Linked DNA regions of Homo sapiens: regions 1 and 3 are each linked to region 2. A link is a contact called in ENCODE Hi-C or POLR2A ChIA-PET data. All regions are on one chromosome and are shown on one strand. The core of a region is the stretch at or near the end of the contact, and the rest is flanking DNA. Distances in the headings are between cores, read along the strand shown.

Evidence for each region. A loop is a pair of places that touch in the nucleus more often than their neighbours do. ChIA-PET counts read pairs that join two places held with the same protein, here RNA polymerase II (POLR2A). Pooled maps may share reads with other maps.
Region 1: a map of dorsolateral prefrontal cortex shows a loop between it and region 2 (2.3-fold over the local background). The contact joins the enhancer-like site here to the promoter of BCL7A in region 2. A Hi-C loop is called at or near these places in 3 of 168 maps with a recorded cell type or tissue (ascending aorta, dorsolateral prefrontal cortex and mammary epithelial cell), 9 of 37 single-sample maps with no recorded cell type and 7 of 50 pooled maps. POLR2A ChIA-PET finds 5 or more read pairs at or near these places in 10 of 52 experiments (A549, AG04450, H1 and 6 more).
Region 3: a loop to region 2 is called in a map of IMR-90, with 8 times the contacts of the local background. The contact joins the promoter of RHOF here to the promoter of BCL7A in region 2. A Hi-C loop is called at or near these places in 13 of 168 maps with a recorded cell type or tissue (B cell, IMR-90, MCF 10A and 9 more), 19 of 37 single-sample maps with no recorded cell type and 21 of 50 pooled maps. POLR2A ChIA-PET finds 5 or more read pairs at or near these places in 14 of 52 experiments (A549, A673, AG04450 and 10 more).

What each region holds. Positions count from the first base shown.
Region 1 is chr12:121,810,768-121,814,320 of GRCh38, forward strand. SETD1B (SET domain containing 1B, histone lysine methyltransferase) reads left to right here. Exons shown (of 17, transcript NM_001353345.2): 6 at 1-68; 7 at 3,339-3,553. Among named protein-coding and RNA genes, the nearest start is that of SETD1B, 8.5 kb to the left of the region's middle. RefSeq lists enhancers at 1-373, 418-1,030, 3,333-3,553 and silencers at 1,265-1,584, 1,725-1,814. Within about 2 kb of position 1,289, at least 32 of the 41 ENCODE cell types and tissues checked have a DNase peak (open chromatin) inside an H3K27ac peak, as active enhancers do; they include ascending aorta and dorsolateral prefrontal cortex, where a contact is called at or near this core.
Region 2 is chr12:122,019,988-122,023,292 of GRCh38, forward strand. It overlaps BCL7A (BAF chromatin remodeling complex subunit BCL7A), which reads left to right and starts at 1,897. Exons shown (of 6, transcript NM_001024808.3): 1 at 1,897-2,196. The coding sequence starts at 2,105. RefSeq lists silencers at 1,776-1,855, 1,986-2,305, 2,456-2,615 and an enhancer at 2,450-3,265.
Region 3 is chr12:121,791,877-121,795,134 of GRCh38, forward strand. It overlaps RHOF (ras homolog family member F, filopodia associated), which reads right to left and starts at 1,812. Exons shown (of 5, transcript NM_019034.3): 1 at 1,620-1,812; 2 at 1,276-1,363. The coding sequence starts at 1,757. It also overlaps a transcript of SETD1B not described here. RefSeq lists enhancers at 883-1,714, 1,720-2,260, 2,207-2,256, 2,801-3,258 and a silencer at 1,187-1,726.

The DNA of each region.
Region 1 (3,553 bases), core at 39-2,538, 210 kb before region 2:
GCCAGACAGCTGAGGTGGCCTTGGACCTGGTTGGAGACAGAACCCCGACCTCAGAGAAGATGGATGAGGTACCACCGTGTCTGTCCATCTGTCTGGGACTGGTTTTGTCTATCTTGTATCTCCCTTTCCCCCTTCAAGCATTTAGCATGACTAGCTAAGATGCGGAAGCAATGGGGCTAGGAAAGCCAATATAACAGGTGGAACTTACAGAATAAAAAGGGGATGCAGAAAACACCAGGGGCTGTGATTGAGCAATTGGTTTGGCAATGAGCTCCCTAGCAGCCGTGGAGAGAAGGAAAGCATGGCCTAGTTCTGATGCTCTCCTTGTTAGGTAAGAAGTCAGCTTTTCCTAGGGATAAATTCTGGCCTGAGCTGCTTTGGTAGGCGTTTGCTGAGAGTTCAGAGAGTATGAGCTGTGGGGATGGCTCTTGGTCCCCTTGTCTGTTGCGTGGCTTGGGAATGATCAGGGAGAGTCCTGGCCCTCAGGCAGAGGGGAGGAGAGAGATTGGCCAGAATACTGTGCTGGGCTAAGTGGGGTGAAGCCCCGGAGCATTGTCTCCTAGAGCCTGGTGCCCTCTGAAGAGGGGGAAACCATGGCAGACAGGGAGGGTGCTGGTTTCCCTTCTTCTCCCACTGGCTCCAGGGATGAAGGAGTTAAGAGCTAACTTGGGGTGGGGGTGGGGTGCCATGTAGCCAGAAAAAGGCAAAGTTGACCATCCCCCACCCTCTCCTCAGGTCATGGGGTCTCGTTGCCTAAACCTCCAGCCTCAGGAAGTCCCGCCCAGGGGTTGGGGGTGAGGGTGCCACGTGCCAGGTTCCCCTGGGAGGGTGTTGGGTCATCTTCCTTGGCTCCACTCCTCCTTCTCGGTCCAGGCACCTGCCTTGGAGCCGTAGTCCCGGTGGGCATGGGCAGTCAGGGGCTTAGACAGAGCTCTGCGTCCCTGTGGGCGGAGGGGAGGAGGACTGCCCCCTTCTTGGGCCCTTTGATTAGGCGGGTCTGGCTGCATCAGGGAGGAACGAGAGGAACTTGGCTTGCCTGGGAGGGTGCTGCAGGTGGCTGGGGCTCCAGGGGGCCTCCAAGCAGTTCTGGGGAAGTGGTTTCTGGCATCAAGGGGTCCAGGCAGGGGGCCTTGGCAGGGGGCGTTGACAGGTGTGCAGCTGTAGGGGGGCCGCCGGCCCTGGCACCCGTCTCCTCCGCTCCGTCTAGGCTGCCTGGGGTGAGGAGTGTTTACCATGCTGACCACGGTCCAGGGCTGAGAGGCCCGCAGTGGCTGGAGCGAAAGGCAGGCTGAGGCCCCGGGAGCGAGGGTCTGGGACTGCCCGGCCGCCAGCGCAGGGAGTCGCCGAGTGCCGGGAAGCTCCGGGCCGGCCCGCGGGCGCCCCCTGCTGGCGCCGGGGAATAGCGCCTGGGCTTTCTGCGGCCGCGCGCAGTGCGGGGAGCTGGACCCCGTCCCATCCTAGGTGGGGGAGCGGCGCAGGCGGGGCCAGCCGAGGGTGCAGGGGGGGCTTTTCTTCTAAACAGTGGCTGGTCGTTAAAAGTTCAGGCTCAAGTTCTTGAGTCCTGCCAAGTCACTTACTGGTTATGTGACCCTGGAAAAGGCACTTTTGCCTTTCTGAGTCTCAGTTTCGTCATCTGCCAAATGGGCCTGTGAGAGTCCCTGCAGCACAGGACCTCAGCTTAAGTGAGGTGCCGCACAGGATGCTCCCGGCACCGCCAGGCCTGCTGGACTCCCAGTTCTCAGCAAATTCCTGCCGCTTCTCACCCCGAGACTGCTGGGCAGAGGGAGGGGCAGGGCCGGCCGGGGCTGGAGCGCAGGATCTGCCTCCCTGTGATTGGCTGGCGGCGGCGGCCCGGGTTAACCCTCTGTGTGCCGCGGCGCGCTGTGCTCGGCTCTGTCCAGGACTGATCTGGGGAGTGCTCTCTGAGGATCCACCCGAGCCCGTCTGTCTCTTCTTGATGTGCATGGGGATCCTGAGAAGGAGAGTGTGTGCGTGCGTGCGTGTGTGTGTGTGTATGTGTGCACAGAGGGGACCTGGTAAAGTCCAGAGCTTCCTGCCGCTGCCTTAGTTTGGGTAGTCTCCGTCCTCCTACCCCGCTACCTGCAGTTTTCCTCTGAGGCCTTCCTCACCTGTAGTCTGACCTCTGATCTTGCAACTTGCACAGACTCCACCTCCACCCCCACTCCCCCTCAGCCTTCAAAGGTCCCCCCACCCCAAGTCCAGACCTGTCCACTCGGCTCCCTAAAGCCCCACGCCCATCCTTGACACCTCCCACATTTACCCCTCACCACCGCCCTGGATCCCAGCTGCAGCCCCGCACTGGGCAGGTCCTGGGCTCCAGACCTTCTTCTGACTGGCTGTGCCGCGGGGCCACGGCTGAGGCTCTGAGTGTGTTTATTAACTGTCAAATGGGTCGGAGCAGAGCCCCCCGCCCTGTGAGGTTATCTTTCGGATAAAAAATGAGGCAGCCGTCTGCAGCGCTTAGCCCCACGCGGGCCCACACTGATTGTGCAGTCACGAGACTAGGTGAAAAGAGTAATCAAGGAAAAATAAATAACAACACACTTCCTGTTTATGGGCCTTAGTGCTGCTAAACCCCCGCTCCAATGTCACCTTTCCTGCCTGGCCGTCTGCCGCAGAGTGAGGACAGCAGGGTGACTGAGAGCACAGGCTGCAGAACCACTTCCTGGTTCAAATCCCGGCTCCATCTCTTCTTGGCTGTGTGGCCTTGGGCAGGTTACTTAAATTCTCTGTGCCCCAGTTTCCTCGTGGGGCAAAAATGGAGTTGAAAATAGGGCTGTTCTGAGGATTAGCTGAGTTAATAAATGTGGAGCGTTTAGAAAGGCCCTGGCACATAAGAGACACTATGGAAGTGGCAACTATTTCTGCACACAAGTTGCAACAGAATCTCTGAAATTGCAACAGTTTCATCCTCTGTGCCCCACCCGTCTCCCTGCCTTCTTTCTCTCCCTCACGTTTCCCGTATTCACCCTCATCATCCTTTTGCCTTTTCCTGCTGGCTCCGCTCCACAAGAGTAAGATGTTTGCCTGCCTCTTCAACTTTGTGTCCCCAGCACCTAGACCAGTGCCTGGCACACAGGTACTGAGCAAATGTTTGTTGAATTGGAATGAATGAATGAATTCTAGTGGTAACTCCATGAGGCAGGGACTATGATGCCCATTTTGCAAATGAAGACGCTGAGGCTTGGAGAGGCTGAATGGCTTGCACTGGGTCACACAGCTGGGAGTGCCACTGATTGCTAGTCTTGCAGAGGGGACTCCGAGAGCCCCTTGGCCTTCCAGACTCACCTCACTGTCTCTCCCTGCTCTCTCTGCAGGGCCAGCAGTCCTCAGGCGAGGACATGGAGATCTCGGATGACGAGATGCCCTCGGCCCCCATCACCAGCGCTGACTGCCCCAAGCCCATGGTGGTGACCCCAGGAGCGGCAGCCGTGGCAGCCCCTTCTGTGCTAGCCCCAACCCTGCCGCTGCCCCCGCCACCTGGCTTCCCCCCGCTGCCCCCCCCACCACCACCACCCCCACCGCAGCCTGG
Region 2 (3,305 bases), core at 647-3,146:
AATTCTCGGAACGATTCTCTGAAGTCCTTCTTTCTCTTTCTCTTTTTTTTCTTTTTCTTTCTCTCTTTCTTTTTTTGTTTTGTTTTGTTTTATTTTGTTTTGTTTTGTTTTTTTGAGATTCAGTTTTGCTCTGTTGCCCAGGCTGGAGTGCAATGGCATGATCATTGCACCTCTGCCTCCCAGGTTCAAGCATTTTCCTGCCTCAGCCTCCCGCGTAGCTCAGATTACAGGCCTGCACCACCACGCCCAGCTAATTTTTGTATTTTTAGTAGAGACAGGGTTTCTCCATGTTGGCCAGGCTGGTCTCGAACTCCTGACCTCGTGATCTGCCCACTTCGGCCTCCAAAGTGCTGGGATTACAGGCATGAACCACCGCGCCCGGCCTTTTTTTTTTTTCTGAGACAGGGTCTCACTCTGTCTCCCAGGCTGGAGTGCAGTGGCTGGATCTCTGCTCACTGCAACCTCCGTCTCCCAGGTTCAAGCGAGTCTCCTGCCTCAGACTCCCGAGTAGCTGCGATTACAGGAGCCCACCACCGCGCCCGGCTAATTTTTGTATTTTTAGTAGAGACGGGGTTTCACCCACCATGTTGGCCAGGCTGGTATCGAACTCTTAACCTCAAGTGATCCACCCGCCTCGGCCTCCCAAAGTGCTGGTATTACAGGCATGAGCCACCGCGCCCGGCCAGTATTTGTTCTTTTCTTCATTTTTCACGTCAGGAGACTGCGTTTCAGAATAGTAAAAACAAATGCCTAGGAAAAGGCCTGCGGTCTCTCCATTTCCACAGTAGCGTGTTCCCCAAAGACCAAACCCTCAGGGGAAACGTCTAGAATGAGTAACAACTTAAGGCTGCAACCTTAAACTTTCCCAGGACTCAGTTTCCCCAGCTGTGAAATGGCTGCTGTCGGGCTGTCATCTCCAGGCCCGGGGCGCTGACATTTGGGCCACTCTCGGTCTCCCTCTTCATTCTGGGCGCGCATTAGCTCTGGTCCGGCCGGTTCCGCTGCAGCTGAACAGCAAGATGCGGCACCCAGGTTACCCTGATCATCGCAGATTTCTCCCCGGGGCTCTGTTCTGAGGCCTCAAAAGTGCTCCTTGTAGATGGGACCAGGGGTCATTTGGGCAGTAGCAGCGCCTGGTCTCAGTCTGGTACTGAAGTCAGGAATGGCTTAAGGTGAAATCGTGGTCCTCTGGTGAAGCTCAGCGAAGACCCCCTCGCCTTGTTTATGACAAGAGAACTTCTGGGGGCGGGAGGAAGAGTCCCTGTTACGATGCTGATCATCATTGAGCTTTTGCTGAGCAGAAAACTCTTTAGTACTCAAGGTCGAGAGTCTCTGGTGGTCTGCCTGGCACCAGGCACCTTCCTACAACCCTAGTTTTCCAAAAGGACAAAGCCTGGGGCAGGCGACGTCCTAGCTCGCATTTGAACAGGGCCGCGGGCCAGCAGAGATGCGCGATGCCCAACTCTTTCCAAGAGCACCTCGCGTCCCGAACCGGTGCCTTCAACTCGGAGAAGTCAAGAGACCCGCAAGAAACTTGCACGACTGCACCCGCCGCCGCGCTCTGGGGGCTGGGCAGGGGCAGCTGGGCTGGCTCCCGGGGAACGCGACCCCCCCGCGCCCCGCAGACCGGCTGTCTCCCATGGACCCCTCGGCACCTGCAGCCTCCGAGGAAGGGTCAGCGCGCGTGTCCGCACGCCCGCCCCCACCGCGCGCCCAGAGCCGGGGGTCGCCGTGCGCCCTTCGCCACCTCCCCAGGAGGGCGTCCGGGGCGTCCCCTCTGGGGGCGCAGGAGGCCCGGGGGCGCTGCCCGGTGGCCGCGGCGCCCGGAGGCCGCACTGCCGGCGGCGGCGGCGGCGCGGCTCCCCCTGCTCTGTGCAGCTGCCGCCCGGCGCTTGCGCACTGGGCCAGGCGCGCGGCGGCCCCGGGCTTTGTGTGTGTGTGTATGTGTGTGTGTGTGTGTGTGTGTGTGTGAGTGTGTGCGTGTGAGAGTGCGAGTGTCTGTGCGCGAGTGAGTGAGCGGCGGGCGGGCGCGAGTGTGGCCGCCGCGGAGCGCGAGCAGGACCCGGCGGGCGCGCTCCCCAGCCTCCGTCTCCCCGCCGGAACCATGTCGGGCAGGTCGGTTCGAGCCGAGACGAGGAGCCGGGCCAAAGATGATATCAAGAGGGTCATGGCGGCGATCGAGAAAGTGCGCAAATGGTAAGCGGAGGCGCCCGCCGCCAGCCGCCTCCCCGGCCGCCCCGAGCCCGAGCGCGGCTCCAGAGAGCCGCGGGGCGCAGCGCCCCGGCCGCCTGCCCCGGCCCAGCCCCGCCGCGGGCCCCGGGACTTGGCGAGGGCGGGCGGACGGGCGGGCGGCGCGCGAGCCGGGTCACCTGCGCCAGGCTGGGGCCGCGGCCGCTGCCCAGGTGCGCTCGCGCCTGTAGCCCACCTGGCGCGGCGGCCCGGAGGCGGCGGGCGCCGGGGCCAGGCGGTTGGAGCGGCGGGGCGGCCCCCGCCGCGGCGCTCGGCTCCCGGGAGGGGGGCTCGGGGCCGGCCCCAGAAGCCATTTCGTTTTGTGCAAGTCACATGAAAGCGGCTTCCCGCGCGCCGGGGCCGCGATGCCGGCGGCGGCGGGGAGAGCGCGAGCTCCATTGTGCAGGCTCCGAGCGGGCCGCCGCCGCCGTCTCCTCCCCGCGCACCCCGGCCCGCGCCCCGCCGCCCTCCGCCAGCCCCGGCCCGCCCGGCCGCCCGCTCCCGCCTCCCGGGCCCGGCGCCCTCGAGTCTGCGGAGTTTGCAGAGCGCGAGCCGTTTAAATTTAGCGCTTTGGGCTGCCTGGAGCGAGGGCTCTCGGCGACCAGGAAAGATGGGGGCGAGCGCTGGGAGCCAGCGGCCAGGGGCGCGGGGCGCCCACGTCCCACCCCGCTCTGCGCGGCGCCCCGGGCGGGGGGCTCGGGCCAGCCGATGTTTTTGGCCAGAAGCCGTTCGTCCTGGGCCGCGGCTGCCTCTCCACACCGGGAGCTCGTGTTTGTTTTGCGGAGGGAGCTGTTGTTTTTGTTCTCTGCACCGGGGAGAGGGGGACTTGGTGGCGGCCGCGCGTGGTTTTCGGGATCACATTAGCGTCCGCCCGGCGTGGCCCGGTCGACATTAAGGGGATCGAACCTTTCCGCGGCCTCGTCGGGGTCTGCTCGGAATCGGCCCCTGGGCCAGGCCCGAGGCGCAAGCAGATCGCCAGGTTGGGTCAGAGTTGTTGAAAACTCCCCGCTGCCTGATTTCAACTTTATTATTTTTTTCCCACGCCTTCACTGGGGTCCCGGAGGGAGAGGAGCCGC
Region 3 (3,258 bases), core at 562-3,061, 230 kb before region 2:
GCCCCTCCCTGGCTACTGCACAGGAAACATGAGAGTAAAGGTGTCCCAGACCATGACTTTTACTACCCCCGGGCCACGCCCCGGGAATTCCTCTGATGCCTCAGCTCTCCCAGCTCACCAGGGGCTAGAGACAGGCGCTGTTTTGGGGTTGGCCCTACAGGGCCCACATCCCACAAAGACAGGTTCCTCAGAGGCCACGATAGGACCTGCTGAAGTCGGAATGGAGGGGGGCTCTGAGCTAGGACAGCCCCTTTTCGGGTCCTCTCCAAGGTCTAGGTGGGGGTGGAGGTGTCTGGATTTTGGCTCCATCCTAGGTCAGTGTCTGACCTCACCTCACACACACAAGGCTTGGCTGGCCGGAGAGGGCCACCGGATGACGTGGTTCCCTGCAGGTCACTAAACACTGAGTCACAGAGGTGGGGTGAGGCCCCACCTGGGGATCTCAACCTTTGGTCCCCAATGTTGATGAAGCCCAGATGGGAGTCAGGGTCCTCCCACTGACTGTTTCTCCTGTCCCCACCCCTCACAACACCGACTCCCAAGCAATTGCACATAAATCCGTAAACCACCCGTGGGGGCCTGCAGGTGGCAGGCAGAGCCTGGTGTGGGGCCCCTGCCCCCAGTGCTCTGTTCCTTCCTCAGTTCATTTTCTACACTGTCTGGTTTTGTCCCAGGGAACTAGGAAAGCACAGAAGTAATTGTAGCCACGCAATTCCAGAACCACCAACTGCAAGCCGTGGAATCCTGGGAGCTGCAGACACAGAACTCGCATCCACAGGACCCCAGAGCCTCAGGCTGCAGAGCGCAGGCCACAGAGCCCTGGAGCCACAGGCTGATCTGCAGCCGGGAGCATCCCAGAACCACAGGACCCAGACACACAGCCCAGGCAATCCGAGCACCAAGGGACTCAAATCTGCAGCTCACAGAGTCTGCAGAGACCACAGCAGGTAGCGCAGCAATCCTGGAACCATGGGAGGCCCAAGAGCAGCCCACTGCTTTCTAGAACCACAGGAGAGGAACGAGCTGTGGGCTCTCAGCACAGAGCTGGGAGGGTGGCCCCAGAGTTCACCTCCTCCTCCAAACACCTTCCACTTACGTATAGGGCTTGGCCTCTAGGGCCCCGCAGCCAGCGCCCCTGAGCGGCCTCCAGGAGTGAAGAGCCGGCCAAGGCCCTGCCAAGGCTGCAGGGCGGGGACACCCAGTGGGGGACGCCCGGGAGGGGAAACCCTTCGGGCGGGCGGACCCTCGGGCCCCCCGGCGCGCAGGCGCACTCACCGGCCGTGTCGTAGAGGTTCAGGGTCACCTCCTTGCTGCCAACGGTCACGCTGGCCGTGTACTTCTCGAACACCGATGGGGCGTAGTGCTGCGGGAGAGGGGGTCGGGTTGGTCCTTAGTGGGGCCGGCGGGGGCCAAAGTTCCAGCTGAATCCACTGTCCACCCCCCTCACTCGTCCCGGATCAGCCCCCCCTCACCCCGCTGGGCTCTGGAATTCCCGAGGGGGCGCCCCGGGGTGGCGGCCGCCTGTCCGTGCTCGGGACGCTGGGGACTGAGGGTCGGGGCTCTGGGCTCAGGGTAAGGGGCGTCCCTCGCCCCCACCCCAGCCCCGCTGCGGGCCTCACCTCGGGGAAGGAGCCCTGGCTGTACACCATGAGCAGCGAGGTCTTGCCGCAGCCGCCGTCGCCCACGATCACGATCTTCAGCTCCTTCCTGCCCGGACCGGGGGCGGCGGTCTGGGCCAGGGCCCCGGGGGCATCCATTGCCCGGAGCCCGCAGCACTGGCGGCGGCGCGCCGGGCACTAGCGGAGCCAAGAGGTCGGGGGCGGGGCGGGGCCGGAACCAGCCCCGCCCACTCGGAGCAGCGCCGCCTCCGCCAGGCAGCCTCCCGGCCGACCTCCCAGCCTCAGTTTCCTTTCTGCTAAGGTCTCAGCCCTGGGTGTGGGTATTCAGCTCTCAGTCCCAGGGATACTGCAGCACCGGAAAAACGGGGCTCAGCTGCGAGCAAAGCTCCCACCCCCAACCCACCGCCACCCTCCGCGCGTCACGTCGCGCCCCTCGCCGGCGAGACCCGATCGTGGCTGCCCAGCGACTCCAGGTGCCCCTGATTAGCAGGCTCCGCCTTCGGCAGGGACCCTCTGATTGGCTGGCGCGGCCAGACAGGGTCTCCCGGATTGGCTGGCTGTGCCTCCGCACCGGGTTCGAGAAGCCCCCGGCCTCCAGCTCCGGGAAGAGCCCCTCAACTTTGCACTGCCCCAGCGGTGTGGCTTGGCACATGTCCGCCTCTGGCCTCAGCTTCCCCACAGGAGGTAGCGGCGGTGGCACCAGGGAAGATGCTGACGCGAGAGTCATGTCTGCCCACCTCGCCTGGGCCAGGGACGCCAGCGTGCACGCGGGTTCGGGGTGAGGGACTGGGCTCCGCTTACCCGCACCCCGACCCTGGGCTGCAGGGTGGACGTCTGACGCCCTCTGCCGGGCAATCGCCTCGGCGCCGGCCGCTCCGGGCGCAGGTTGGCCCGAAACCACTAGGGGCGGCCGCCTCCTTCCGGCAGGAGCCAGAGGCGTGAACCACGCAAGACGTCGTCAGGGAGGGGCAGGTTGGAGTAGCTCTAGTTGAAGTCAACTTGGTCCCTCTCCTGGAGCTTTGGAGACTGATAACCCCACACCCACCAAGAAATGTAAGAAAATGCGTTTCCTTGCCAGCAGCCACATGTCCTTCATCCCAGGAATCCCCCCAACTCTCCCATCCCCTGATCAAAACAGCTTATTTGTTGAGCACTTACTGTAGGCAGTGCTATCAGGGCTGCTGGCTGAATTACCCGTAACCCCCACCCCTCCTCTTACTCCTCACCCTGGGCGGGCTGACTGCCCTCTGCACCACCCAGATGAGTCGACAGGGTGGCAGAGGGACCCCCCCCTGGAGCCGGTCCACGGCAGACAGGCACGAGAGCATGGCCGAGAGTGGGATCCTACCAGCTGGGGTAGGAAGAGCCCATTTCTAACAAAACCCCCAACAGCAGCATGGTTGGGGGCAAGTGGCCTTCGTAGTTTCCTCAGATAGGGGCTGGCAGGACTCAGGATCTTTTTGCTGGCGACCCCACCCCGAAGACTCCCAGTTTTCAAGGTCTCGGCAAGGGTCATGTAAACCTCACTTCGTGGAGGAAAACCGCCAACCTGGCAGTTCCATGGTCAAGGTTCTCACAGTGCAAGCAAGGCACGGTCTGACCACCAGAGGGCAGCAGCGACCGCCCACAGAATCCCAAG